2 separate regions of the Homo sapiens genome follow, and region 2 is linked to region 1. Evidence: read pairs that join two places in POLR2A ChIA-PET (ENCODE). Cell type or tissue: PC-3. All regions are shown on one strand. Each heading gives the region's core, and the rest is flanking DNA. Links, peaks and the distances in the headings are about the cores only.

Region 1 (15,619 bases), core at 2,908-10,907:
GGGTGGATCTGGGCAACATCTGCAAAGACTGAGGCCAGACCTGGGCTGTGAAGTTGGGGCCCAGCCTACTCCCCCAGACTGCAGCTGGTCAAGGGATCAGGCGATGTTCCCTGGGCGAGGACGGAAGCGTGAGTTGCCTTCTGCTTTTGACAAACGAGTGTTCTGGCAGCCAGAATGTCTTCAAGGGAGAGGTTGCCAAGATAATAACTAGGGGTTTGGGAAGAAAACCTAGGTGTGGCCCGGCCCCAGCGGCGCTTGGGTGGGACCAACAGTAGATGGCGGCAACATGCTTCAACCAGCAAAGCTGCAGCCTCCTGGAAGGCGGCAAGCTGGGAGGGGAGGCCCCTCGCCTAGAGACACCCCAGACCCATCAGGTGGGCTCAGGGCTTCATTTCAATTCGTTCTTTAGAGGTTGAGAGGCATTGAGGTCATTCAGTCCAACCCCTTGATAAGAAGGAAATGCACGTCCCCAAAGGAGAAATGGAATTGAATCAGAACTGAAGCCATTTCGCACCTTCCAGGCAGGGCTCTTCCACCTGGCATGATTTTTTCTCTCCTGTCTCTTGGCTTAGGGTTTGGTGGAAGTTCTAGAACTTCTACCAGATCTACTGTTCTCTCTTTTCCTCCTACCCTCTCTGAGTTAATCAGAGAGTCAGCATATACCCCTTAAAACTGTGCCAATTATAAAAACACAGGGTCTTCCGAGGCCACTGCTTCTCCCTGTCGTTTTGCTGAGAAGTCCCACCCAGCAGAGCCAGCCTGCCTGGCCAAAACAGACCCGAACAATATCCCCCTGCAAACTCCGAGCAACCTTCTAACCCTCAGCACAGGAGTCCCCACCCCACCCAGACATGGAGACTATCTTTCAATAAAGGGAAGCTCCAGGTCTCAGCTTCAGAGCTTTCTCTGAGATCAATGTGAACACACTGCCTTGCCCCAAACTAGTTGTTTCAGGGTTGCAAACCTCTGTCCAACTCCCCTTCTCCAGCGTCCTGGGGAAGGGTCTTTGATTCTTTGAAATGAGAAGTCTAAGGATCAAGAACCCCGTTTTGCTCTCAGCTCTGATCTGACCTGGAAGAGGAGAAACATTGAAGAGGTTCCAGCCTGGTGGGCACATGTAGTGGAAACTAAAATGATACCAAAGAGGTGTCAACCATCCTGAAAAAACAAGAAGTAGCCAATGCGACAAAAGATTCTTCACAGGGGACAAAGAATCGAATTTTGACCGAAGGACTGCCTTGAAACATTGAGGGTGGGTGGTCCCCAAACAAGAGTGGAAGGATGGAAGGGGAAACATCCTCATCACTTCTCCCTTGCTCTTTTGCCCCCTTTCTGTCTTTCTCTATCCACTTAGCTTTTTCTCCTGCTTCTAGGTCTTTCTGCCTGCCTCCTCCCTCAACACACAGGCCTGGGAAACAGCATCCCACTTGCCCTCCCTCCCTCCCTCCTGTCCTAGTTGCACCTTCCTCTTCCTCCTCTCAAACTGTTCCTCATTTGCTCCTGTCCACACCTGTACACCACACCTTCATGCTGCAGGGTCTCCCTCCTCAAGAAGAGGGTGGAGTTTCTTTCCCAGAGCCAGCTCAGTTTCTCCCTGAGCCTGATTCTGTTCCTGGTGAATGCTTTGCTGTTGTCAATGTCTTCACAGACTCAGCCTGCCCTCCTCATCTGAGCTGGCACCCTTTACGTTTAATTACTCAAACCTCTTTCTTTTATTCCTAGTGCCGAGTGAATGCTCATGGCTGAGGGTAAGTCCGGGGAACACCATACCTAAAGAATCTGTGAGTGGATGGGGCAGAGGAGGCTCCGTGGGTCCTCAAGGCACCCAGGAGACGAGAATCCTCTGCAAAATGCCCTTTTCAATGCCACACGTTGCCCTATTTCACTTTTCTATCAATTTTTACAGATTAAGCCAGCTGCTAGCATCAGCGCAAGGGATATCTCAAAATAGAAATGGTAGGATCTTAATTTTTTTGTTTTTCGTTTTTTTGGTGTTTTTGTTTGTTGGTTTGTTTTGTTTTTGTTTTTTTTGAGACAGGGTGTTGTTTCATTGCTCAGGCTGGAGTGCAATGGTACAATCATAGCTGACTACAGCCTCAAAGCCCTGGGGCTCAATCAATCCTCCTGCCTCAGCTTCCCAAGTAGCTGGGACTACAGGCATGCACTACCACACCCTGCTTTTTAAAATTCTTCTTTTAGAGACAGGGTCTCACTATGTTGCCCAGACTGGTCTCAAACTCCTAGGTTCAAGTGATCCTCCCACCTCAGTCTCCCAAGTAGCTGGGATTACCACGCCTGGGTGAATCTTAGAATCTCAGAGCCATAAGGGGTCTGAAAGAACCACCAAGTTCAACTTCCGAAAGCAAGAAGACAAGTGTCTCGCCTGTGGTTACATGGCAGCGTCAAGATAACACCACTGCCCCTCTGTCTTCCTAGTCAGCTGTCTTACATCTGCTCCAGGATTCTTGCCACGCTTTCAACCTGTGCTGAAAGGGCTCTCTAGTTTAACTACCCGGTTTGAAGAAACAATTCATGAAACAGGCTCAGCAAATAGAAAAACTGTCACAGCCACGTAAGTCCAAGCGCACCAACAGCAGAGGATTCCATTGCAGTTCCAGGGAAATGCCATCTCCACAACACAAAAGAAAACCTTGACCCAAACATTTTGTTAAAAAGGAAGAGAGAAGCAGCAATCACCACAGGTGTTTGTGCTTTCATCTTTCTGCTTTAGTATCAGTGAATCTCCCAGGTAAATTGAAGGAAATGGTTTTACCCAGGCAGGACACCAGGGACTGAATTGTTGCAAAGAGCAGTCTCAGGACGTGTGTATGTCGGGGCTGGGTGCTGAAGATTCAAGTAAACCCCTAACTGGAACCATATTTGGGCTTCCTTGATTACTGAATAGCAAGTGCAGTCCAGAAATTCAAGATCACCTGGGCGGATCTGGGAAGAGTATTAGAAAAGGGAAGCTTATGGTGAGAAAATTCCCGTTCTACGCTGGTTAAGGGTTAGGAGCTCTTCTCAAGGGGCTGATACCCAGATTGCTGGCCAGCAATTACAAGGAGGCTACATTTGATGGGCAGCCTGTTCCCGTAATTACTATGATGGGTGGTGACAATGTATAGGTGTGGGCTACATGAACTATGGACCAAATTATGGGACAATCCCCAAAAGGCCTAGCTAGAAGCCTGTGTCCTGGTATTGGATTGATCTAACCATGACCTAGTAGGTAGCAACACTGGGTGTGTCCCTCCGAGTATGTACATCTGAGAGTCCCAAATAGGCCTGAGCTTTTGTGTTAGGCAGCTATGTACATACATGTGGGAGGTTAAAGAAGGAACCATATTCATGCATTTAGAAAATTAAATACCTCCAAATCAAAAACCCCGTGAGTATGATTGACTATGTACATAATTCCAAACTTCAAAAATGCTCCCTGCCCTTCTGAGCCTTAGGCAAAAAAAAAAAAAAAAAGAAGAAGAAGAAGAAGAAGAAAAGATAATGCAATGTAGATCCATCAAGTTGTATTCATTAAATATTAAATAGGCGTTAAGTGTTTAGAGGATGAGAATCATTGGGTGGAGCAACAACAAAACCAGAATAGATATTTTCTGAGTTGTTTCAGGCCAGCAGAATCAGGAAGTTATAAGGAAGTTGATTTTGCTTGATTTAAGGAACTTTAATAAAATTAGAGTTGGCCTGCTAAGGGGAATGAGTGTGGAGGTACACACTGAGGTTCTGAGCTCCCCGCATCTGGAAATTTTAAGATCTGTAGGATGGCCATCTGTTCAAGATGGTGTAAAAATTAGATTTCTGCATACAGTAGGAGAATGAATGAGATCCAAGATCCCTCCCAAATTTAGAATTCTGTGAACGAAATGAAGGATGAAATGGAACTGACTTGCCTCCTGCCCTTTCCTGTGTCCACGTTTCAGTTATGTGCCCCACCAGGCTCCATAGAGTCTACAGAAAAGCAGTCTTGCCTCATCCACAAGTTTTCCCCGGTCTTCAACGTGTCTCTCTCCAGTAGTCCCTGTGGGTCTGGCACTACCTGAAATCCCTAGAGCCACCCAGAGCAAGCCAAGAGGGTCTACATTCCCGGGTGAGGGGTCTCCATGAAGCCCACTGACAAGGCTGGGAACTTGATGGGCCTAATCTGGTCTCTGGAGGAAGCAGGAAGGGCTGAGGAAGGCACAGTGAGTCCTTTCCACTCTCCACAGAAGGGATCTCTTTCCTTTCCCCAGCGGTCTGCCCAGCAGTCCTGGGAGATAGCCAGATTCTAAGGATGTGATTTGCTCCAAGTTGGTTCTTGATGGCCTTTTGCCAACTCCCAAGACAGTTTAGTACCCACAAACAATGTAAATGTGGGGGGCCCTCTGACCAGGGCGCCAGACAGGATGTCCTGCAGCCCCCGCCCCCGCCCCATTCTTCGGAGTCTGGGTGGAATTGGATCTGCCCCTGAGGGTGGGAGGCAGCGGGCAGAGTGGGGGGGAAAAATAACCCTCACATTTCGGGATTGTCAAAGCTGAAATCCAGAAAAACTCTCACAGCTAAGGGACTCTTTCACTACTTCTTGGAGGAAGAGCAGAGAGCAGGAATCAGAACGGTATTTTTCTAAATTGTCTTCAAACTCCAGGAAGTAACATGTAGCATATTTTCTCCTTTATAAACCTACAGTATCATGTGAAACCTTGCCACAAATAATGCAGTTCATGATGGTTTACACTCCCAACATTGTCAGGGCTTTCCGTGTGTTGACTGGTTATTAGTTTTAACCTGCACAGAACTAAAAGATTTGTATAATTTTCACAGGATATTAACACTATTGATTTAATAATGGCTAATCCACATCCATGTAATGTGGAAATAATAAACATGTGAAGCAAATGTAGGAGTTCCCTTCATCTTGAAAAGTTGCCCTGATGCCTACTCAATCGTCCCCCTTGGGGCAGTTTTACAAGGAGCATTGCCTGCTCAACACAGGGTTGATTACATGTAACTTCTCTCCCAACGTACTGCCTTTCTAAAGGAAAAGCCTAACTTTGTCAGACAAGCTGAATCCTGTCATTCTCATCTTGTTTACTTGGGGAAAAAATATACCAGTGTCTATGTTGAAATGGGCCACACCTCGGTAGACACTCACCCAAAATGCTAACCGAAAAAAAGAAAAAAAGAAAAAAAAGAAAAAGCACCCTTCTTCATTCCTCCAGATTTCATGATTAGCATGAGTGTTTGCATTTATACAATCACATTTCGGGAACAAGAGAAAAGATAAGCATTTCAAAACAATCACTGCCTTCCATGCAAAGAAATTCCACATCCACTTTCTTTTAAAAGTTCTTTTATCGTTTCTGGTATGCCATCTTTTCACTCAGCACTGAAAGGCAGCTCTTTCTGGGGTGAAAGCACAAAGCCACTCAACAATTTTTAACAGGCACAGATGAAGTTCTCCTGCCCCACCCTCTTCTCCAAACCCAGCTTCCCTTTTGCCTCCCCCGCCCTCCACATCTGGCCAAGAGAAGGCATCTGGAATCCTCATCAGCTCCTGCTTCGACCAAGTGAACCCCTCCCACGTTTCATTTAAAACACCATTTGCCTCCCTCTCTTTCTCTCTCTAACAGTTTTCTTTTTTCATTTTTTTTCTTTTTCTTTTTTTTCCTTTTTGAGACAGAGTCTCACTCAGCTGCCCAGGCTGGAGTGTAGTGGCGCAATCTCAGTTCACTGCAACCACCATCTCCCGGATTCAAGCAATTCTCCCGTCTCAGCCTACCAAGTAGCTAGAATTACAGGCACCTGCCATCATGCCTGGCTACTTTTTGTATTTTAGTAGAGACAGGGTTTCACCATGTTGGCCAGGCTTGTCTTGAACTCCTGACCTCAGGTGATCCGCCCGCCTCAGCCTCCCAAAGTGCTAGGATTACAGGCATGAGCCACCGTGCCCGGCCAACAGTTTTCTTTAAACAAACCAATCCCCCTCTTCCCATCCTGTGAGGAGAAAAAAAATACTTAAATTTAAACAGAAGTGAATAGGGAAGCAAACAGGCAGGAAAAGCAATGTCAAAAATAAACTGAAAACCAGTTATCTATCCACCACCACCCAAAAAATCCCAACCAACAACCAGCGAGCAGAGTAACAGTTCAAGTCCTGAAGCAATCGGAATCAAAACGGAGGAGGTGAAAAACATCTGGCCAGTTCCCGATGTCATTTCCAAGGTGTGTGGTGTTTCCTCCATAAACAGGATCCTATCCCAGTTTGTTTCAAAGTCCCTGCTCCCTCCACATCCTAGAACAAGAACCCGGTCACTGCCAGGCACGATTTTAGCCCCATCCCATTGATTTCCCCAGACTCCGTCCTCAAAATACACTTTTCTGAACTTTCTAGAAAAAGTTGTCTCTGTATCCACTTTGAGCCAAAAGTTTCAAGGACTTGGTTCTTAGAGGATCATAGAAAAATAGCGAAGGAAGAAAAGAAAAAGCAAAACTAAGATGAGGTCAGAAGAAGCAGAGCCGTGGAAAGGAAGGAGAAGTTTTGCTGAGAGTCCCCACAGCGTTGGGAGCTGTCCTACCTGAAGGGTCCCAGCGACAGAGGCGCTCTGAGTGGCAGGTGCTGGCAGCAGCCCTGGTCCGCTCTTCTGGAAGTATGTGACCGCACTGAGGGGAAGGACCTGCCTCCCGAGGTTATAAGTTTCCTCTGCTGGTGTACTGGGGTGTGTAATGGGCGGTTTCTTTTCACCGTGTTTTAAAGGAGTTTCTATGAATCAGTCTGGCTTTAAAAAAAAAAAAAAGATTTGTTGGTAAGCTACGCCCTGCTAAGCTGGCAGTCAGTCAAGAGTGGCTGGGAGTGAGCCATCAATTCAAAGAACCCTGTTGTAGGCTCTCTCTGACTCAGACACACAGACCACAGTGGAAAAAAGGAGGGACATTGCTTCAAATGAGTAACAGGATCACACAAATAGATCTGTTTACTGAAGCCCATTCCTCCTCACCAAAAAGGAGACTTGGTTACCATGGACATAAGGCAAAACACAAGGTTTCAGCCTGGGAGGGGGAGGAAAGGGGCCAGTGTCCTGCTGACTGAAGTCCTAGGTCATCATCAAGCGAGATTCCCAGTCTTCCTCCCCCATTAAAAGCATCAGCTGCTGCTCACTGTCAGGAATTATCAGATTCCTTTTTTTATTTACTTCCCTGCCTGACCCTGGTGCACTGTCCTGTGGGTGGCTGTACAGGGAGGCCCTGAAGGCGAAGGGGACACACTAGGAGCTCTTGCAGCCCTGCCTCTGAGTGATGGAGCACTGATTGAACAGCAGAGAATTCCTGGTCTTTCATTATGCTCTGCTAGTGCCCGTGTGGACTCTCCACATTCCAGGAGGAAGTCCTCTAGTTAAGAACTTTGCTCTCTGTAATAATCAGCTGGACCTTGTTCTACAATTGACTTTCTTGAACTTGGCCAGTAGCATAATCATCCCTACTACCTCCCTGCACCACTCCTCTCTCTCTCTCAACTCTGGAGCTGGGAGAGGCCTGTGAAGTCATCTCATCCCACAGCCCAGGCATTCCACTGGAGAGAGTAAAAGCCCAGATGCCTGAGTTCAAGCCCAGCTCTCCACAAATTTGCTGTGTGACTTTAGGCAAACCACTTAACTTCTCCATGCCTATTTTCTCATGCATAAAATGGAGATGGCAGGTATGTAACTCATAGAGCTATGATGAGAAATACACATATAGGGGCTCATGGCAGTGTGCATAGTGAGCGCTCAACAAATCTTAGCTACAAGGATTATTTTACTGAAGAAGCAGCTCAGGCCCAGAGAGGTGAAGTGACTTATTCAAGGAGATACAGTACGTTACCAGTAGCAGCTTGGATCTAGGTCAGCACATCCAAGCAATTCTATTTCTGTTATTCTCTGCTGCACCCTGACAACTTATTTCAATTCAAAATATGCGTGTGTAGTATTTATTCATTCATTCTGCCAATACAGGCTGCACGTCAGTCTTCACTGGGCCTGATTCAGAGCACTGAGTCACAGAAGTGAATGACATCCCTGCCTCTTGGAACTTATATTCCCTAAAAAGATAGAAAACAGACTGGTGGCTATTCACCAAAATGTTGATCAAATTCGATGATAAAATTATGGATGCAGTTTAGTTTGTTCTGGTCACAATTCTGTATTTTCCAAATCCTCTGCAATGAACCTATATTACTGTCTTTAGGATGTTGGCATGTGGATGGATGGATTTTAGGAAAAAATATTTTAACATGGGAATGTGGAGAATATTTTCTAAGGTGGATGATAAGGAAAACACAACACACACACACACACACACACACAATGATTTGATGATGCTGCATCTTCACAAGTCCCTGAGAACTGAATTCTATCTCTGTAAAAGTAAGAAGGTCTGGATTTTCTCACTGAAAACTGATGACGTGATAAAAGACTGCATGTTTCTCATAGAGTTCCTCACCTCTCCCCTCTCTCATTGCTCATTTGATAATAAAAATGCCTGTCTGAGAGGGGCCACTCCCAGCAGTGGGTTGAGAGTCCCTGTGATCTCTGAGCATCCCAACCCTCAGGGAGGGGAGGGTGTCTGCAGGTGAGGCCAGGAAATCCCCAGGCATGTGCTGGCGCTCCAGATGGGCCAGTCTCCCCTGCTGGAATCGGCCTGTCTCCCTGGCCTTTTCCTACTCTCAGGGTTGCCTTTCACCCCTGATGCCCTCTGCCAGTTTTAAAGTCTCTCTTCCCTCAGCTGCCTGGAAAGGAGAACTGGACTCCAGAGGAAGTGTTCTCAGATGCTGAGGAGTATGTGGTCTGATTGCATTTCTTAAAGAGAAACCTGGAGCCAAGGAATAGCAGAGGGGAGGCATTCTCCCTCCCACCTCCTTCTCGGGCTTAACAAGGGGAAAAATCAGGAACTTTTCTTAAAGTACTTGAGTAGAGGAATCCTTCAGTCTATCTGGATTTCCATGGATTTCACAAAGAGAGACGCTGGGCTCAGGGACGGGCTTCAAAACAGGACCCAGAAAGCAGGAGGCCCAGTTTCCACGCCTACTACCTGGCAGTGGCTGTGAGCGAGGCATCTGCCTGCCTCCATTTCACCTTAAAGTGAGTAGACAGCATCACCTTCCAAATGGGTCTGATAAATCTCACCTTCCTGTGTGCTTTTGGAGATGTCTAGGTTTGGAGAGAAAATATTAAATGCATTGAGCTGTGAAAACACACCCATGCACACATGCAAAAACACATGCACGCACACACACATGCACACATGCACACACAGAGTGGTGCCATAGAAAGCCAAGTTGTGTAAATATTTTTAAAAGATGAATGCAAGTCCAGGATTTCTAAAGACTTATAATTAACCCTTGAAATATCACTGAGCTTATTTTATAAAACAAAGTTATCCAGTCTGGGAAAGCAATTGGATCTGTTCTGGCTGAAGTTCTAGCTTTTTGTGCCTCTGGATGTGATTAACTCGTTAAGCCTGAGTGTTCCTTTGGCTATGAGCAGACAATTTTGAGACTACAGACAGTAAACGGTTCAGGGCCTAAAACCACATGGGGCTGGAGATACAGCTCCCCTGGCGTTTATATGGTCTTTCCAAACAATGTCGAGTAAGCTGCCTTTCTGCTCCCATTTCCCCCATTTGGAAGGTAAATTAGACACATTCATTTTCTGCATGGGCAAAGAACCGGACAAAGTTTCATTTGACCTCACTCAATAAAGCCATATATTCTTGGGAGGGAATGTCTCTCTCACCCAGTGCAAATGTTACTCCAGCAAAGGGATATTTTCCCCTTTTTCGGAAGCAACAAGAATCAACTTCTGGCACGTTGCCATTTGGGGCAGATTTTCAAGTTTGAACCGGCGTAAACATTTTAATGAATGCATGAAACGAAGGCTTTTAATGACTGATACAAGAAGTCTACTAAGGCAGGTCTGGCCCCTACAGCCCACAGAAAAGAAAACTAATAATAGCTTGAACTTGTTTTTGTTCAAACTCAGTTAACCGAAAAGAATCCCAAACTATGCAACATGTTCCCCAAAGCTATTATATGAACAGGGATGTCAATATTAATATTAGCACACACTGCTTGGAAGGTAAATAGAATGGGGGAAAAAGTTACACAGTATCTTCCCAAGTCAAAGGAATGTTTGTTCCTCACAACTCCTCTTTGAAATTTGAGAATTTACCAGAAATGTTGTATTCCTTCCCTTTCCTTTCTTTCTTTCTCCAACTCTCCTCTCTCTATTTCTCTCTCAGGCTTTCTTCTGGCTTTCTTTATGGTTTTTGGGGGTGTTTTTGTTGTTTTTTGGGTTTTTTGTTTGTTTTTGTTTGTTTTTTTGAGACGGGGTCTCGCTTTGTCACCCAGGCTGGAGTGCCGTGGTGCAAGCTCGACTTATTGCAATCTCCGCCTCCTGGACCCAAGCGGTCCTCCCACTTCAGCCTCCTGAGTAGCTAGCACTACAGGCGTGTGCCACCACACCTGGCTAATTTTTTGTTTTGCTTTGTTTTTGAGACAGAGTCTCGTTCTGTCTCCCAGGATGGTATGCAGTGGCACAATCCTGGCTCACTGAAGCCTCTGCCTCCCAGGTTCCAGCAATTCTCCCACCTCAACCACCAGAGTAGCTGGGCTCAGATAATCTGCCCAACTCAGTCTCCCAAAGTGCTGGGATTACAGGTGTGAGCCACCACACCCAGCCCATTTTCTTCTGGCTGTTATTGCTTTCTTTCTTTTTCTTTTTCTTTTTCTTTCTTTCTTTCTTTTTTTTTTTTTTTTTTTTGTGATGGAGTTTTGCCCTTGTTGCCCAGGCTGGAGTGCAATGGTGCGACTTCAGCTCACCACAACCTCTGCCTCCTAGATTCAAGCGATTCTCCTGCCTCAACCTCCCGCGTAGCTGGGATTACAGGCATGCACCACAACGCCCGGCTAATTCTGTATTTTTAGTAGAGATGGTGTTTCTCCATGTTGGTCAGGCTGGTCTCAAACTCCCAACCTCAGGTGATCCACCCGCCTTGGCCTCCCAAAGTGCTGGGATTACAGGCGTGTATTGCTTACTTTCTTAAATTCCTCTCAGTAAGATGTAATTTTAATATAGTTTCACAAAATGAGAAGTCTCTAAAATCCTCCTAGTACCCCACTTTCTGGTCTCTTAGCTAGCTGGTCCTTAAACTGCTTAGGAAAGAGAACACTGATGAAATACCAAGAGCCTTTCTAGAATATGGGCCATGGCCTGACACTTTTGGTGGAACAGAGAGGAAAGTGGCATGTGGCTAGAGAGGAGAAGTGGTGATGTCAACAATGACATCTAAACTTGCAGGAGAAATGAGCCACCCTTGCCACATTAGACAGTTACCAGATTGATACTAATTGCTGAACCCAGTTTTTTCAGGCAGTTGGGATATGCGTGACTGATCCAAATCGCTGACAAAGGGAGCTGAGCCATTTCCAGTGTGGATACAGCTTTATGGCGGGAGAAGAATAACAAGAAAATAAGTAAGAAGCAATTGTAGCCAAAATGAAAAATGAAGAGATCCTTTCTCCAGCCAATGCCAGCTGTAATACTAGAAGACAGATATTAAAGGTATACTGAATAAATGTTTTTCTTTTGTACCTTAGCTCTCCTGTTACTGAGTGCATTGTTCTTACTGCTTAATGGACCATTTCAGGTAAAGAACTGAATATTCATAAGAAATAAAGAGTGATTAGCCCTTCCTTTGCATACAGTGAGCAGCAGGTCCAGTAAGCAGATGCTGGCTACATAGTAGGCATTCAATTAAAATGTAGTACATTCAATCAATGAAGTGTCAAATAACCGAGTAATGGGATCTCGGTTCCTCAAACTCAGATGCCGCATGGTCAGAGCACCCATCTAGCTAAGCCACCATAGCTGTGGGGAAAGTAGTTAGTACATGTCTTTAAATTTGCCTGAGAAAAACTGCCATGGAAGGGGCACAAAGCCAAGTGGTCCAGCCTAAGAATCCTAAAGCACATTCCCCATGAGACTGTGTGGTCCACAAAACACACGAGACCCAGAGATGAGCCAGAGTAATCTTTGAGACCAAGTTAGCACTTTCAAAGACACAAATTGGTTCTTGGTGGAAACAAACAAATAAACAAGTACTAAGTAGAGTGACTTGATTATTCAGCCTCACTGGAAAACGGAATATGCATCCTGGTTAAATTTTAGGATAATTGGTCAATTTTTAAAAAAATATTACAGGATGAAACGAGACCTCTTTCCACCCTTTGAGACATGCACATGCACAAAAGTTGGCCTTTGCCATTCCAAACACAGATGCCAGGTCCAGCCTCTTCTTGTAGGATGATGTGTAGGGAGGAACTTCAATGCTCTTAACCTGGCAGAGTCCATGGCCACAGGATTTACAGCTATTCTTCCTTGGACAAAGCTAGATAAACTCTGACGAACACACAAAGCTAGATAAACTCTGACGAACACACAAAGCTCTCTTTTCGGGACATGTTGCTGATCAGCCCTCTTTGGTTAACATACTATGTCCTCAGCCAAATTACAGCGCTAGCCAATGCAATTGATTCAGTCTCACCTTTCCAGCTATAATTCCACTCTAGTCATGCTTGCCTGTGACTATACCCGGTCATCTTAATTAGAGGTAGGGGGTTCCTAAATCTCTCCTGCCACCCATTTGTGACTATTTTAAAGGTAGTCACCTCCACAGAAGCTCAAAGCAACCATTCCATTCATTCCAACTTTTACTCTTCAAAAGAGACTTTATCTTGAAGTTCTGGGGACATCTTAATCTACTTCCTGCACCAGCAACTTTCATTGGAAGATCCAAGGTACCATGCTCTCTGAATGGCCATCCCCTGGATTGTGTGCTGGGCAGCACTTGCCTATTATTGAGGAAAGCAACTATAAACCAACTGGGTGTGGAAATTCACTCCCACCATCCTGGGAAGCTCTGAAACTGCACATGGAGTTCCATGACCAAAAAAAGAGGAAGTCCTTTTACTGTTCGATTTCTGATTATAAAAAATAATATATTATCTTCAAACAAAATTCCAACAATGCATGGAAGTGTAAATAAAAAAGTTAAAATTATCCAAAACCGCACATCTTGGGTAATTATTATAAACATTCTTTCATATATATGTATTCATATACGCATATGAAATTTTACCCAAAACGATGTGCATGCTGCATTGACATCCATTATTATTACATACCAAAATTTATGTGTCCCTCTAGCTAAGCCCCTCAGCACCCCATGTCAATAAATGTAGATCGACATCATTATTCGTAATGACTATGTAGTATTCCACTGAGTGCATATACCATAAGGCATTTAAGCAATTCTTTATTAGTGGATAATAGATATTTATGCTGCTTCAATTGTTTGCTATGATAAACAATACCATGGTGGAACTCCTGTACGTAACATATCTGTACATGTAATGACATATTTGCCGCCTTATTAACTATTCTGTTTCCCATCCATTGGACTGGTGTACAGCACTGATCATATCACTCAATGGTGTGCAATCTTAGAAAGCTTACTTAAGCACTCCAGGTCTCAGTTTCTTCCATGGGGTCATTTCTCATGATCTTGAGGGTCCCCTCTAGTATTAATATTATATGGTCACTTTCCCAAATCTAAAAACTTAGGCGAAGCCTGTGTTAATGGATGCCAACCAGCTCTCTCTGGCCTCTTTCCTTCTCTTTTTATGTCATGAGCAATGATTGACAGTTCATATTGCTGTCCTTCTGATCTTTCATCTGAGAACATGAAGCCAAAGGAGGCTGCCTAACTTTAAAGACATAGGGCTGAGTTGTTGCCAGGAATCTGATCTTTTAAAGATCCCTTAGTTCTGGCTAAATCTCCCCAGACTACTCCATTAGCATTTTCAGTTCCAGCACATTCATTTCCCAAAATTTCAGACTCCTGGCATCATTTGAACCTCACTTTATGCCTCAATTCCCACAGCTCAGCATGTGACTCTAGTCAGTTCCACAGGCTGGAGCCCACACAGAGCTCTGCAGGGCAGCAGGAGGTATGCTAGTGAATTGTCCCTAATGAGCTTATAGTTCCCTATATCCTGGTATGGTGGGGTTCCTTCAGCACCCTGGGTGCAGTGAAACAGGCAAGTCTATGCTGGTGGAGCCCCTGCCAAGGAATTTCCAGCCTTGGTGCAGAAGCAAGAAAGTGCAAGGTCCCTCCTAGCTGGTGGCAAGGCCACAGCTGCACAGATTCCTCAGCCCAGTGCTGGCTGATTGATGGGCAGGACAGGGGGTCGCTCACTGGGTAATGGCTGTTGGACTGTCCTTGGCCACAGAGGGACAACCCTTGGAGTAGCCCCAAAGATCCAGGTCCAGATTAATGTAGGCTTTAGGAGGGAAGCCTGCTAAAAGTAAAAATAATAATCACAACAGCAGCAAAAAACAACTTCTACTTGCATAGCATCTTATGCACACACACTGCTCCTATTCCAACCTTTTAAAAAAATCTTACTGGGCAGGTAAAATCAAGGCTCAGGGAAGCCTACTTGCTTGATCGAAGCCACAGATCTATTAAAGAACAGCATCTAAGTTTCTTAGAGTTTTTAACTCTTTGTTTGCTGTTAACTTTTCTCTTTCCTTTACAATGCTTGCCTTTTCGTGGCTCCTGGAAGCTATGAAGTGTCTGCCATAGATCAAGGATGGTACAAATAGATGAAGAAATTGCAGATATGAGGATTGGTTTTTTTTTTAACTACTGCTGTTGGTAGCAATCCGAGCCAGAGCTTCCTAGACCTTCACAGAGCAGCTTATGACTCCGAGAGGTCTCTGCACCCCTGTTGTTTGAGCAGGGCACTCACCCAGCCCAAATGACCCCTGCAATGGCCTCTTGGCTCCTCATCCCCAGGTTATCTTTGCATCCCAGGTGACCTGGTGAAAACCAACCTCCCCAGAAAAGTTTTCTTGAGTATCCTGCTCTGCCAAATCCATACCAGTGTACCAGCTCAAGCCTGAGTTCCAGGCCCCTTTTGGGTCTATCTGAACACTTTCCCGTAGGAAGGACTTTTAGCTGAGGACAGAGAACAAAAGACCACAAGGGCTTTATGACAGAAGGTGTGCATCTGGTGAGTAGATCCATGGGAAGGATAAAGGGTCTGGTTTAAGGATACAGTTAAATTATCTTATCAGAAGAACATAAATTGTTTTCAGAGTATATAGAGGAACGGTGATATTTAGAACTTGGGCAAAGTATTTAAGGTTTTGTTTGGTACAGTGGAGATTTCAACAGCCAAGGTAAAGAGCTGCCATGCTGCAGACAATTCATATTAGGGGAACAGAATGGACAGCCTCAGATGATGGGGAACACAGCCTCACTTGAGAGGGGACTGGTGGGAACATTCTTCTGGCTGGGAGGGGGCCACACATCTGTGCACATCCCAAAAGAGCAACACAGAAATAAACATGAACAAATCATTTAGGCTGCAGGAAAGCAAGGCTGCATGAGGGTAAGAGCCCTTCTTTGTTCACGAATGCAACCCAAACACCTAGAACAGTGCCTGGCACATGATGGGTGCCCAACAAATGTGTGTTCAATGAATGAAGCAAAACCTTGCCCAGGTTTGAATAAAGAATGTGTGGCACTC
Region 2 (15,619 bases), core at 6,497-14,496, 140 kb after region 1:
ATTTACTTAAACCTAAACCCTTGTAAAAAGAACATTTCAAGCAGCATTTATAATGTAACACTAGGAGCTGAGACAACTAAAATAGAAGCAGTCCCTATAAGAAACAAAAAACATTTAATAGAGATCATACCTGCAATTCCCCAATGGCCAGAACCACAAGGTCTCGAACACCGTCTTCATCCAAGTCTGGCAGTACCACAACTGGGGCAGCCAAGGTACCGTTGGACAAGTAGTTTGGGTTTAAAGTCCAAATGGCTTTCCCTGAGGAAGGACACATAGGCTGGTCACTATGACAACTTCTTGCCTTTGGAAAAGGCAGATGCCATGTTCCCAGGCCAGAAAAGAAAGACGCAAGGGGCTGAACAACAGACAGCAACTCCTACCTACTTATTGCCTTTCGTTTTTGTCTTACTGAGGAGGAGGAAGCAGGCAGTGTGATCCGAATCCTAAAGTATCTGGCAAACAAATCCATGCAATGATTTCTCACCTAGATTTTTTTAGATAAAATGGAGGTGCTAAATCCTTTCCAACAAAGAAGGGCTCACTTGCCTGGGGTGAGGGAACTGTCTGTTAGAGATTATAACAACTATTAAGGAACCCCCAGGGGCAGCCGACCAGACCACTCTGCTTCCTTCCCCCACACGGTCACATAAGTAAGCACCACAGCATCATAGGAAGTTTTCCAGATGGCTTCAGTTCTACAGTTAACTCAAATCCCAGTTTTTTTCACTCAGAAGCACCCCGCGACCAAACTCCAACCTCTAAACCTGGGAAGGATGTTATTTATTCCGCTCCACGTGAGCACACGGCCCAGCAGTACTAAGCCTATGGGCCATATACTTAGGATTCTATAAGAGCCTTCAGGACATGTTATTCTTTTTCATTCCCTTTTGTCATGTATGTCTGAATGCAGTAAGAAGCTAAAAGGCCAGTCAACAAGCCTCAACAAACCTTTATTTCTTCACTGACGTATTTTTTTAAGTAGTTAATGCCAAATTTACACATGGCCCCCATGTATACCAAATATGAAGAATTAAAGTTCAGTCGTCTTTTGTACAAAGAACAGAGTTGGGAGACTATTTACACACCAAAGGCCTCAGGGTAGTTTCTGTTTGGGTAATTCAGTTCCAGCCCCATCCTATCACCAAACAGGTTGAACCATGGATCTGTTTACTCAATCTGCCCAAACCTTTTCTCTCATTTCTCTTAATAACCATATTCCAGATCAGTAAATCAGATACTCCACCACGTGAGAGTCAAAAGGTCCCCTACCCAACAGATTATTCTAATCCAAAAGTATGGCTCGTAGGAGCAAAGTTCTTTTGTGGTAAATGGTATTTACCTGACGTTGCATTGAATGCGCTGAGCATCTTGTGTGTCCCTGTCACAAGGCAGATGGTTTCAGCCAAGCTTCCTGGCATCAGCTCCAAACATGTGATATCTCGAGCCTCCTCAGGGAGAAGACTAGACCACAGTGTGCTGCCATTCATCCCCGAAAGGCATACAAGATTAGCAGCTGGTCTTGAGACACCTAAAAGCACACAAGAGAGATAAAAAAAGGAAAGCAGGCAAAGGAGATAAGAGGCAGAGATGAACAAGAGGCCAGAAAACTGCAAGTGGATGGTGGTAAGGCAGCAACCACACTTGTGTATTCAGCTCCCTCTCACACTTCTGGCAGCAAGATGTGAACACAGAGTGCCTGTCATCTTTGCTGAACACGCTTCTCATGTAAGACAAGAGCTGTGGCCTCCTCTACACTGTCGAATGCATCTCCACTTCTGCACCTTTCCCAACACTACTCTTTACATGTCTGCCACCTCGGCCCCAACTAAATGGTGATATCCTTAAGGAGAAAGACTGTCTCACTAATCTCTGTACCTACAGCAACCGACTGTTTGCCTAATAAGAGACAGGAGCAAAATCAAGAATGCGAAAAAGTAGTTAAGAACAAAAAACCAGGAGGAAAAGATATGCTCGGAAACATGAGACTGATCCAGAACGTGTGCAGCGCGGGGAGCAAAATACCTGAATTCTAATCATCACTAATAAATGCTTCCTGAGAGCAGAAAAATATTTTCTTTTTTGAAAAAATAAACTTGAAGATTACATATAGCAATGATGAGTGGGTCTTGCTAGTCTAGAGTTCTCTGGAATCAATTGATTTGGTCCCAGTCAGGAAAAAATATTTGGGAAGACCTAATACCTAGATCCAAGTACAGCTGGTAAGGGATTAGAGTAGCCATGATCCTTAGTAAATAAGCCTTTATGTCACTTAATTACTACATCAGACTCAGAACTTTCTCCCTTGTCAGTTTCACATTCACTCTCAGGATAGGGACACGTGACTCATTTCATACAGTTCCCACTTTCAGCAACAACTAATATGGATAAGGAAACAAAACTTTTAGAGCTTCCTTCTACCTATTCCTCAGCACGACTAATTGAATATACAACCTAAAAACAAGTGACAAACAATGGCTGGCTGTTTCAGACCCTGTTGCCAGAAGATATATATGACAAACAGAGGTGGTATATGGTAACTTCCAGGCTTCTCAAAGGTGCTAGGATCCCTATCCTGTGTGGTTCTTCCTACTGGAGGACCCTACTCCATCCTACAATGCTCTGACTCGTCTTTTCCCAGATGGTGATGGATTACCCCTTCCTGCTAGACTATGACTTCTCGAGGCCAAAGCCAGGCTCCTCTTGTTCGGCAGTCTGTGTGTAACCATCAGAACTCTAGAGAAGGTGCAGAGTGGCTGCCGCACAGTTAGTATCAACACACAGTTGCTGAATGAAGGAACAAGTGAATAGACAAAAAACTCAATCCCTCTGTGTCCAGTAGCACAAAGCTTTGTGGGTTATGGGCACAGCAGCTTGGCATGAGGGTCAAGGACATGAACTCCAGAGCCAGACTCCTTGGATCCGAATCCCCAGCTCTATCATTTACCAGCAGTAGGACTGGGCAAGTTCTTTAACCTCACAACGTCTCACCTTCCTCATGTGCAAAAGGGGGATAATAATGGGTCTACTTCACAGGACTGTGTGGAAGGATAAATTCCTTCATACGTTATGTGCTGACAATGGTGTATTAACACATAGAAAGCACCATATGTTCGCTATATCCTTATTTGTACAGTCTGTGGCCAAATCAGCCTGGTCCATATTGTGTCCAAACCCATGGCCTTGCCATTATGAGTCTTGGTATGAAGCAAACTACGTAAGATACCAAATGACTAAAAACATCTCTAAATCTAAGTAGATGGGGAAGATTTTTACTTCAGAAGTCACGGGCAGGAAAAGTGTAATCAAGTTTTGATTGCACGGAAATCTACTCCTAGGCTGGAGATGCTCTCTACAGCAGATCTCCACCCAGATTGCTTCCACATCTCATGTGGGCCTCAGAAAGCCACTCCTACTAATGTAAGAGATGTGGTTTAGAATTCTCTAAAACACACCTAGACATGTATTCCAAGGCCTAGACGACTTAAAAGCAGTCACTAGGGCATCCTCAGCATCAAACTAGGTCCCTGCATCAGCTCACAGGCTGCAGTTTGACTCCACTGTAGTGGAGGCTGCAGGATCAACCAAAAGCCTTGTGTACTTAGGCTGAAATCAGAACGCATTTTTTCTTTTTCTACAGCTGACATGTGTAAAAGCTGGGATCCCAGAAACAGCACCCTAAATGAGGGTAAGTTGTGGACGGTTTCTTAAGGAGACTATTCACAAAGATGTGGCCAGCATGTAGAAACACCACAAGTGATAGTGCAGACCCTCAGAACTGTTAGGCTCCCCAACAAAGACACAAGGAGAGGACGCAATTACTGGAATCCAGAAAAGGAAAGTCCTATAGGAGGGCCACCTTGAAACGAGCTGTGACCCAGGGTCAAGGCTGTAGCAGCCATTCTGCAGTGACCCCGGCGGGGAGGGAGCCAGGGGAGTGAATACCTCCCCTCACACTCTTACTCCCCTCCCATTCCTGAGCTGTGCTCCCCATTGAAAGGAGACCAGCAGGCAAGGAAGCCTGTTGATACCATCCATACAGCTCAGCTTCCCCATGCAGAGAGCAGGATGGACAGCAGGTCTACAAGTGTAAACTGAAGGGGGAAAGGAAAACACCCGGCCAAGAGGTATTTGTGTAAAGATGTATAAGTCTATGAACAAAAGTTTTCTTCCAGGGATAGGAGGGTAGCATAAAGTCAATGTTCACTATAATCTAAGAGGCAATGGAAAACCAGGAGAAAACCCAAGGAACCCGAGGACTAACACTGTTCGTTGCAAAGTGTGTGGACAAGTCACTTCCTCTCTGCATCACAGTTTCTTCACTGGCCTGGTCACCACTAAAAATTCCTTCCAGCTCTAACTCCCTCCGATTTCTTAGACTGAGCTTTATTTATATGTGGAAGCTTTCTGATGAGGGTTTTCATGTATGCCAGAACCATGGTAACTTTCTGTTCACTGCAGATCCTTCTCTGCAGTACCACTTGGGACACAGCTCTGATGTTTTCTCCTAGCTGACAGTGCCCCTGTAGCAGCCTTGAAAAAAACACGTCTCTTACCTACTGCACTCCCGTTCCTTGACATCACAAAGGAGAGAAGCACATCACGCAGGCCATCTCCATTCACATCAGCCAATTCCAATGGAGACAGGTCCCCACCTGTTATACACATAAAAAACCAAAAAGGTCCTGAGCAAGTTACCACAAACCAGTTCTCTGTTGCCAGTAGCTCTATAAACACCAGGCAGACTCCAGTTCCTCGACTAGGTATAGTAGACACACCTCTCCCTACTCCCCCTGCTAAGTGCATGGAAAAGCCCTGGACACTGTACATAAAACAAACATAAGACAACTCTAAAAGGCAGAGAGAAGGAAGCAGACCAGCTAGGGACTGCAAGACCCAAGGAATGACAAGGTGATGAGTCCCCTGGGTTTTCTTTTGGCCTCATAATACCCAGATAGGGTGCTGGAAAAGCCAGCAACCCAGAAACACCACAGATACAGACAAAAAAAGCCCCAGAAAAGGCTGCCTTCCCTAGCCAAAAGCCCAGGAAAGGTGCAGTCCAGCAAGACAGGAAAGTTGTAGATAATAACTGCTCTACTCCAACCAAACAGATAAAATTATCAGCCCAGCTCCACCCACTCATATAGCAAAGGCTGAATGTGGAGCCTGGCTCCCACCCTCTCCTGGATGTAACAAGGTACCCCACCACCACCACCACCATCAGGGTCATGTCAGAGAAAGCCAGGTGGGGGCAAGGACTGTCATCCTCATCTAGCAGGACCAAAGGAGTTCCACCCCAACTAGCATCAACAAGGCAGCCCTCTCCCTCCTCTCCACGGGGGTGGTGTCAGCAGAGGCCTAGTGAGGAGTCTGGACTTCCATCCCCCCACCACCCAAAAGTGTGGACTCAGAGGATGCCCACCAAATTTGGAGAGAATTCACACATTGCTAGTGGAAATGTAAATCGGTACAACCATGTTGGAAAATAATTTAACATAAACTGCTAATAATGAACATGCACACACCCTATGGTATGATCCAGCAATTTTACTCCTAGGTTTATGCCTTAGATAAATTCTTATACACTGCAATAGGAAACATATACAAAAATGTTCTTAGCAGCATCATTTATTTATTTAAAAAAAAAAAGACTGGAAGCATTACTTAAAGGTTCATCAACAGAAAAATGGATAAATCATGAGATATTCATACCATGGAAAAATCAGACAGTAGTGAAAATGAATAAACTCCAGGTATAATGCATCAATATAGATGAATCTCAATAAATTGTTTTCAAAAAATTAAGTGGCACAAAGAAGCAGGTCACAGGCTGGGTGCAGTGGCTCACAACTATAATCCCAGCACTTTGGGAGGCCGAGGTGGGTGGATCACCTGAGGTCAGGAGTTCAAGATCAGCCTGGCCAAAATGGCAAAACCCCGTCTCTACTGAAAATACAAAAATTAGCCAGGCATGGTGGCGAGCTCCTGCAATCCCAGCTACACGGGAGGCTAAGGCACAAAAATCACCTGAACGCGGGAGGTGAAGCCTGCAGTAAGCCGAGATCATGCCACTGCACCCCAGCCTGGGTGACAGAGCAAGACTCTGTCGCAAAAAAAAAAAAAAAAAGCAGTTCACAGAAGACTGCATGATTAAATTCATGTAAAATTTAAAAACCAGCAAAAGTAATGAATATACAGTTTAGGGGTACATATTGACATGGTAAAACTTTACAGAAAAAGGAATAATCAACACAAAATTCAGGATAGCAGAGGCCTTTGCTGGGCAGAGGAGGATGTGGTCAGGAGGGACACACAAGAGATTGTGAAGGTCTCAATGATGTTCTATTTCTAAAGCTGGGTGGTAGACACACCAACAATTTGTTACCTTTAAACTGTATATAAATATATGTAAATGAAACTTGCCTTCAGAGAAACTAAAGATGAGAACACAGAACTCATCAGAAGCTAATTCAACTGGGATCAGAGAAGTGGCAGAGATAAACATTTCTAGATCAAGAGGATGCCAGGGGTCTGAGGATAGCTTAATCCAGTTCACAAGAGACAGGACTACTCAACACAGGTGAGATGTAAGTCCCATTCCAGAGCAAGAGGTTTTAAAGAAGCCTACTCCAAAAAGGAGACAGAATAGCTGGAATTACTCAGACAGCACCGCCCTAACCATGAGGAGCAAGAAAGAAAAGATAGCAACTATCTTTTACAGGAAATGAAATTATTTTATAATTTAAATTAGATCAGACCTCTATCATCAAAGAATGTCAAAGGGTTCTGCAAGAGCTCTATCCCTGGTGCAACCAGGCCTTGAACCTTGCTTTTCTCTGTAAATAGCCCTTCCTACAGCTTTGCATTCCCCTGATACAGTGCTGGCTCCACAGCAGGAATCCAGCAAACCAGCCCTGTCCTCTCTGGATCTAATAAAGACCAATGCCAACAGACACAACAGAGCAATGATTCCCAGGTTTTTGGAGGTGTTTGTTTTCTTTCAAATCTTAATCTCCTTGCCACCTCCACACAGTGGGGACGGCAGGGTGGGGAATGCCGCATGACACATATTAAGTTTTAAGATTTGGAGGAAAATTTAAATGTAATCAGACATAGCATGAAGTTTCACAGGATTAGGGCTGAAGATTCTGCAGCTCACCTCCCTGGGAGCCCAAGTGGCGGCTCCAGGTGCTGTGCAGATCTCTGGGAGGACAGGGGATCAGGAAAGCACACAGGAGCACCAGGATCATCGAGATCCCCAAAGTCAGCAGGAAGACAGACGTGCGCACATATGACACCAGGGAGGAGGCCGCCTTCTGTTCCAGGCCCCCAAGGGGTTCTGAGGGGTAGCCCTCCGTGGTGACTTCTGAAAGATGTGGCTTTGCAGCCTCTGCAACCTCAGCATCTGAGTCGGGTTCTGGCGCTTCTCCCAAAGGACTCTTCCCATTTTTGACCCCTCCATTCTTCTGCAGGTTAAGCACCAGATCGTCTTCGCTCTCATCACTGTCAGCCTGGGTAAGTGGATCATACTCCCCTAGGTCTGGGCTCTTCTTCCCTGAAAATACAGAAAAACAGAGAGTCAAGGGGAACTGGGGAGAAGACACCCTCACCAAATATATGGCAACTGTAAATACCCAGAAGAACACGGAAAACTAAAACAAAAAAATCCAGGTTTACATCAAGTTTGAACCTTGGTGGCTATCTGTAAAACAGAAGCCAGTGAAGCAGGGGTTAGGAATGGAAGGAAAAACAAAAGCACAGTGCTCCAGGATCACTGCCTGCATGAGTTTAAGACAATGGAAAAGGAGGCAGAAGTTAGCAAATTTAAAATGCCTTTAGTTTAAAAAGAAAGCTCTCTTAATGTGTTTGAATCTCACTCAAGAAAAAGATCATGGCTCCACATCAACTCTCCATGTGCCTAATGTGCATATTGCCTCAGATCTTCTTAGATCTGTGACATCCTAATCTTTCCTGGTAAACTTTTAGAACAATTCTTCTCCATACGCTGCTTCTCACAGCCCAATATCTGTGGCTTCCCAACTGTTTCTATGGAAACAACTTAGAAAGTTGAACACTGAATGTTCATCTGAAGATGTATTGAAATCTCACTTCTAAGAACCATCCTGTGATTTGAATGCCCTTTCAGTCTATCTTTTAGTAAACAGTGTTTACCCCAAAAACTGCTCTTCTGAGCAAGTATTCTGGGAGGGGTGGTGATCTAGCCAGTACACAGAGGTAGGGGACTTGTCTTGAAGGTGCTTTGCATGGCAAGCACTTTGTTTTTACTTAGCTTGCAGTGTTGATTTGGGATAGCTGAGAGAGAAATTACAGAAGAGCCTAGGTACACCTCCTCCCAAGCCACCCACCCCTTGGCCTCACTGCCAATGACTGAATGATTTTATGCCTTTATTTCATGTTACCACCAAGTAACAACCAAGAAAATGTTTCTTTTGGGGAGACTTTATGCAGTAATCTATCACTAATGTAAACTCTATCATTAAATCTTTTGTTCAGAAGAAATATAAAAAAGACCACAAAACCCAGCTAATTAAAAAGGGGAAAAGAATAATTATTAATGCTAGTGTCTACCTCTGGGTCACTATGGCCTTGGTGATGTCATTTCATACATTATATCTCAGTTTGTTCAATTAATAAAATGAAAGAATAAAACACTATATGGAGACCAGATTGTTGCGGGAAGGCAAGGACCCCAAATGGAGGGACCAGCTGGAACCACGGCAGAAGAACATAAATTGTGAAGATTTCATGGACACTTATCAGTTCCCAAAATTAATACTTTTATAATTTCTTATGCCTGTCTTTACTGCAATCTCTAACCACAAATTGTAAGATTTCATGGACATTTATCACTTCCCTATTAATACTCTTATAATTTCTTATGCCTGTCTTTACTTTAATCTCTTAATCCTGTTATCTTCATAAGCTGAGAATGTACGTCACCTCAGGACCACTATTGTACAAATTGATTGTAAAACGTGTGTTTGAACAATATGAAATCAGTGCACCTTGAAAAAGAACAGAATAACAGCGATTTTCAGGGAACAAGGGAAGATAACCATAAGGTCTGACTGCCTGCGGGGTCGGGTAGAATAGAGCCATATTTTTCTTCTTGCAGAGAGCCTATAAACGGATGTGCAAGTAGGGAAGATATCACTGAATTATTTTCCCAGCAAGGAATACCCTGGGGAAGGAATGCATTCCTGGGGGGAGGTCTACAAATGGTCGCTCTGGGAGTGTCTGTCTTATGTGGTTGAGATAAGGACTGAAATATGCCCTGGTCTCCTGCAGGTACCCTCAGGCTTACTAGGATTGGGAAATTCCAGCCTGGTAAATTTTGGTCAGACCGGTTCTCTGCTCTCCAACCCTGTTTTCTGTTAAGATGTTTATCAAGACAATACGTGCACAGCAGGACACAGACCCTCATCAGTAATTCTAACTTTGCCTTTGCCTTGTGATCTTTATTGCCCTTTGAAGCACGTGATCTTTGTGACCTACTCCCTGTTCCTACACCCCCTCCCCTTTTAAAATCCCTAATAAAAACTTGCTGGTTTTGTGGCTCAGGGGACATCACGGACCTACCGATATGTGATGTTACCCCCAGAGGCCCAGCTATAAAATTCCTCTCTTTGTACTCTTTCTCTTTATTTCTCAGACCGGCCAACACTTAAGGAAAATAGAAAGAACCTACGTTGAAATATTGGGGGCTGGTTCCCCCAATACCAGATGTTGGAAGTAAAACCTTTGATGTTTAAAGTTAGTATTTGGTACATTAAAAAAATCAATAAATTTTAGATTTTTTAAAATGAACATTCCACAGAATTATAACATTAAGTACTTTCAAAAAAAATCCAAAGAAAATACTGAATAATCTGTCATCCTAATAACTAGAAATTATTTCTATTTATTTTTATTTTCAAAACTATACATTTTGCCCAATAAATATTAGACTTGATTTTTAAGGGCACAAATTACAAGAAAATAAATCAATTATTAGAAACTTAATTCAAAATAGTACTTTCAGAATATGCCATGGGGTCAGTACAGGTTCCAGATAATCTCCTACAATTTGTATTTCTACTCCATGAACCAAATTATTTGGTTAATTAGGGCACACCATTCCCTAACCATCCCAGATAACTCTACACATAATAATTTGCATACAGAGCCATGGGTTGTTAGAATAATATTAACTCTAATGCTTTTTAAAGTGATTGTTTGTTCTTGTTTTGTTTTTTAGCTAAAATACACCTGACATGATAAACAAAATGTGATATGTACGTACCATGGAATATTATTCAGCTCTAAAAAGGAAGGAACTTCTGACACTTGCTACAAAATGGATGAACCTTGAGGACATTACGCTAAATGAAATGAGCCACACACAAAAAGGCAATACTGTGTAATTCCACTTATGTGAGTTATCTAGAGTAGTCACACTCACAGAAACAGAAAGTAGAATGGTTGTTGCCTAGGTCTGGAGGTAGAAGGAAAAGTTGTTACTGAGTAAGTATAGAGTTTCAGTTTTGCAAGATGAAAAAGTACTAGAGATTGGGTGCATATACAGTTAATACTGAACTGTATACTTAACATAGTTAAGATGGTAAATTTTATGGTGTATGTATTTTTTGACAATTTAAAATGTTTAAATATATATATATATATCTGAAAAACAGGAAAGCACACAGAGTTCTCAACTCTAGAGTTACTTGAGAAAGCACAGCAAGAGACCTTAAAGATCACATAATCTATCCCCACCCCTATCCCAAACTTACAACTAGCTACTTACAAAGACCTATCAACCAGTTACTTAGCAAACACCTGAATGTAACCTGTATTAGGGAATCCACTGGCCTCCAATCTAGAAACCAATTCTTTACACTGATTCAAGAATTTTTTTCTGGGAAGTTGCCAATTATCTGTCCTAGTTTTAATTTCTGGGATCCCTCTCTCACATGTAAGTCCTTCAAACACTCAAAGGTATCAATCATAAGAGACATATGATATGGTATTTAAGAGCTCAAGTCTTCACAATCAAACATCAAGCCAAATCCTGGCTATATCTCTTATGAACTATGTAATCTCAAATTTCTTAACTTTATTGAGCATCAATTTCCCTATTTATGAAATGGAATAATTATTCTTTTTAGCTCATATGATTGTGATGAGAATCAAATAAGATAATATATGTCTGCTTCTTAGTGCCTGGCTTATAGCCACACAATAAATTTTAGCTTCTATTATTATCATTACCATCACTGGTGCTAGTATTGTATCTCCCAGTGCCCTCCCCCACTCTTCTCAGCTCCAACTTAAACACCTCCACCTCTTTCAACCCATTACTTAAAGAAGCATTGTTTCAGGTGTCCTCAACATCCTGGTCATTCTCCTCTGGACACAATGTGATATGTCTGTGCTTTTTAAAATATGGTTCTTGGAACTAGATACAATCCCAGGTACAGTCTGACCAGAGAAAGGGAGGGCAGAGCTATTTCCTACCTACTCCAGATAGCAAACAACAATTCAATTTCTATAACGTAAGATCTTGAGAGCTTTCTTGGCATTCACATCACCTACTGATTCAATTAAAACTTCCAAGCATTTTGAACACATGCTTAAGCCACCCTATAATTGTGCAATTGGATTTTTAGCACCAAGTGAAAAATTTAGCATCGACATCAAATTCAATCTTGCTAGTCAGTCTCCACCTTGCAACAAACATATCAGGCTAAAAACAGCACCTTTGTCAAAGTGAAATCATTAATAAAACACTTCCCAGCAAAACAGTTTAAAGGAAATTCATTTTTATCATGCTATGTACTATCACAGGCAGGGAGGAAGAGAAGCATATGCTACAGGAATTTATAAAATCTGTAAGAAATTTATAAAAACAATTTGAAGCATTCTTTGAGAAAAAAGCTGCTGTCAGATTGGTCTGTTTAGCAAGATTACATGCTTCTAGTTAATGATGGCAAAAGTGGGCATTTCTGTCACACTGTCTTCCCTAAAACCAGGAAAACAAATACAGAAAAATAAAAATAGAACACAAAATAGGAAACAGCCACATTCCCAAACCACAATTTATGAACTAAATGCACTGAAACTTGTACTCAATTGAGAAAGCTCAGTAAGAGTAGGCAAATACATCTTGCAGATATATATTGCACATATATTGCAGATCTTCAGCAATGAGCAGAGTTCACAGAATTAATAATCATGACAACAATAAGATGATGACGATGATGACAACTGGAAGTGTATTGAGTGCCTACTGTCCCAGGCACTGATCCAAGCATTTTGCATGTGTTAATTCATTTAATCCTCACATCAATCTTATATGGTAGATATTATTATTATTATTATTATCCCCCATTTTATCAACAAGAAAAATAAAATTAAAGAGGTAAAATGACTAAGATCACACAACTAGCCAAAAGAAAAGCCAGGATTCAAACCCAGGCATCTGACTGCAGAGTCCATTTGTTGTTCTAACCAACAAGTTATACTACCTCCCTTGTTCCACAAATATAGCCAAACCAGTAATTGCTTGCTTGGAAAGACAAAGTCTGGGGTCACAGAAGCACCAATGAGCCCCATTCAACACCACAGAATCAAATCCAAGTAGGACCGAATGAGGAAAAGTACAAGCTGACATCTTCACAAAAAGCACACTGTCAGGACGGCAGGTTAGAAAAGTAACTGGGCATAATCACTCTGACTGGGCCCAGTCAGGATACAGAAGCCAAACAATAGTTCAAAGAGGACAAGTTTAACATAAAAAAAATTACTAAGCAATGACAGGAGAGTAAACATAAAGATGAGAAGAGAACTCTAAAAGGTCCCCTAGGACTGAGAGACAATATCCAAGGCAGGACAAACTTGATATTTAAAAGGGCTCAGACCCACTTTCACAAATCAGTCAACAAAGGTGAATTTGGAGTTCAGATGCAATAAATTGATAACTGGCAAAACAAAGTCAATGAAGGAAATGCCAAACCAGCAGCCTACAGTCCTGTGCAAAGCCTCCTCCTAGCCAGGATAGAGACATCCACACAGGAAGAGTGCTGGTGGGGAGCCAGCTGACTTAACAGGCCTGGATTACATTCTTGCTTCCAACGGCCCTAGATCACCCCTTTGGCAATAGCCAGGCTGTCAAACAACCGCCCCATTTAAATATAAGTAATAATCAGAAAGGAGCCATGTTTAGTACTCATTCCACAAGATACCACAAAGCTCTACAAATATTCAAGAAAGAAGTAACAACGAAACATAACAAACAATTAGCTGAAAAACAAATGCTGGACAAATCACACCACAAGATGGAAGAAATAATGAACATATACTTCCCCATGGAGTCTGAGAAATTTAGGAAAATCGTCTTCTCTGAAATAAGCACTCAGGAAAACAATGGAAAAAATAACAAACCAGTTTTAGAAAAGAAATCCTTATTGGAATCAGCTAAAGGAACAGATATTGCTGAAAACAGAGTCAGAGACATAAAAAGAATAGACTAGTGAAAATCAAGCAAAATGTAATGGAAATAACTACAGCTGGCAGTTCTGAACACTTATCCTACACTCTTCCAAGCCCTTTTAATGTCTTATCTCAGACCAGGGGTGCTGGCTCACGCCTGTAATCCCAGCACTTTGGGAGGCCAAGGCGAGCAGATCACTTGAGGTCAGGACTTCAAGACCAGCCCGGCCAACGTGGCGAGACCCCGTCTCTACTGAAAATACAAAAATTTGCCACGTGTGGTGGCAGGCGCCTGTAACCCCAGCTACTCAGGAGGCTGAGGCATTAAAATTGCTTGAACCTGGGAGGCGGAGGTTAGAGTGAGTCGAGACCATGCCACTGCACTCCAGCCTGGGCGACAGAACAAGACTTTGTCTCAAAAAAAAATTCTTATCTCAGTAAATCTTCATAACAACTATGTGAGGTAGACACATTACTGTCTTCACTTTCAAGATGAGGAAGCTGAGGCTTGGAAGTTTAAGTAATTAGCGGATGTGGTTTGGCTCTGTGTCCCCACCCAAATCTCAACTTGAATTGTACTTCCATAATTCCCATGTGTTGTGGGAGGGACCCAGTGGGAGATAACTGAATCATGGGGGCAGTTTCTTCCGTACTGTTCTCATGGTAGTGAATAAGTCTCACGAGATCTGATGGTTTTACAAGGGGAACCCTGTTTCGCTTGGTTCTCATTCTCTCTTGCCGCCACCATGTAAGATGTGCCTTTTACCTTCCACCATGATTGTGAGGCCTCCCTAGGCACACAGAACTGTAAGACCATTAAACCTCTTTCTTTTATAAATTGCCTCGTCTCAAGTATGTCTTTATCAGCAGTGTGAAAACAGACTAATACATTGGCCCACAGATAAACAGCAAGTGATAGGTAACAATTCAAAACCAGTCTGGCTTCAAAGTCTGTACGGGCTACATATGATCCCGTGGAAAAAAAATCAAGGCTTTAAAAAGACTAGAAACAACGTGATAGATACTGACAACAAAGGTGAGCCAATATATGCATGACCGAAGAGGATAACAGAAAAGAGGATAACAGAAAAGAGGATAACAGAAAACAGAAAAGAACCAAAAGCAGTATTTTAAAGAGTTGCCAAAAAAAACTTCCTACAATAAAGACCTAAAACTGCAGAATAATGAGTACACAGAGTCCCAAGAAAAACTGATTCAGAAGAATCAATACTGAAATATATCCTAGTAAAGGCACAGGACTTCAAGGACAAAGAAGGAATCCTATAAGCAGCCAGGCCAAAGGAAAAAGAATCAAGTCACTAATGACAGGAACAAAAATCAGGCAAAGATTTCTCCATAGTAACATACACTATTAAAAGATAGCGGAGCAATATCTAAAAAGTCCTCAGAGAAAGAACATGCAATTTGATGTCCAAGCATTCTGACCCAGCCATGACATCACCGAAATATAAAGACAAGCACACAAGCGCTCTGAGTTATCATATTCCTATGCTTTCTTTACATCACAGAAGACTAGGGGCCAGTTCTTGGCCAGCCTTTTGAGAGGAATAAATACTTTTATACTAATTTTTTTTTCAGATACTGCAAAAACAAACCTCCGCTTAAGGATTACAGACTGCAAGTTTTGATTAGAGAAGTCTTTAATAATATTTTTTCTATCTATTTACAGAAAGACAATAAGAGAGCGTGAAGTAAAAGACGTCCACCAACTTGCCTTAAAAGAAGTCCACCAACTTGCCTTAAAAGAAGTCCACCAACTTGCCTTAAGTCCTACTCAGGCTGAGGAGCCAGGCGTCAAATCCAGCTTCCAAGCTTAGGGCACTTAGCACTCACTCGCTTCCTTGCTACTTTCAGCCACCACCCAAATTTTTAATGAATGAAAGGTTTTCAAAGAATAAGGGAGAGGGCACTGATTTCATAACAAATCATTATAAATGCGCTTTCCACAGCTATTGCTTTTCCTCTTAGGAAGACTGAAGATGCTGCTTAAATATAATAGGATTTCCAAAATGGTAGAGAGGAAAACACAAATAGGAAAGTGATGCAACTATACCATACCCAAACGTTTTCAGGAAATATACTAAAACATACACTATTCTATAACATA

What was found. Peaks named below come from ENCODE experiments on the same cell type or tissue, not always from the same donor. Only the 100,000 strongest peaks of a DNase experiment are listed, where the experiment ranks them.
Region 2: POLR2A ChIA-PET joins it to region 1 with 14 read pairs; 3 of 35 experiments call an interaction of 5 or more read pairs at or near these places.

What each region holds. Positions count from the first base shown.
Region 1 is chr12:13,187,820-13,203,438 of GRCh38, reverse strand. EMP1 (epithelial membrane protein 1) reads right to left here and starts at 6,713. Exons shown (of 5, transcript NM_001423.3): 1 at 6,567-6,713. RefSeq lists an enhancer at 4,173-4,673. In PC-3, for the core only: no CTCF peak of the experiment used is centred there; DNase peaks (open chromatin) are centred at 6,778 and 7,998; H3K4me3 peaks cover 3,997 bases; H3K27ac peaks cover 4,618 bases.
Region 2 is chr12:13,047,487-13,063,105 of GRCh38, reverse strand. FAM234B (family with sequence similarity 234 member B) reads right to left here. Exons shown (of 13, transcript NM_020853.2): 2 at 7,160-7,555; 3 at 4,557-4,655; 4 at 1,343-1,531; 5 at 131-261. Among named protein-coding and RNA genes, the nearest start is that of FAM234B, 11 kb to the right of the region's middle. In PC-3, for the core only: no CTCF peak of the experiment used is centred there; no DNase peak of the experiment used is centred there.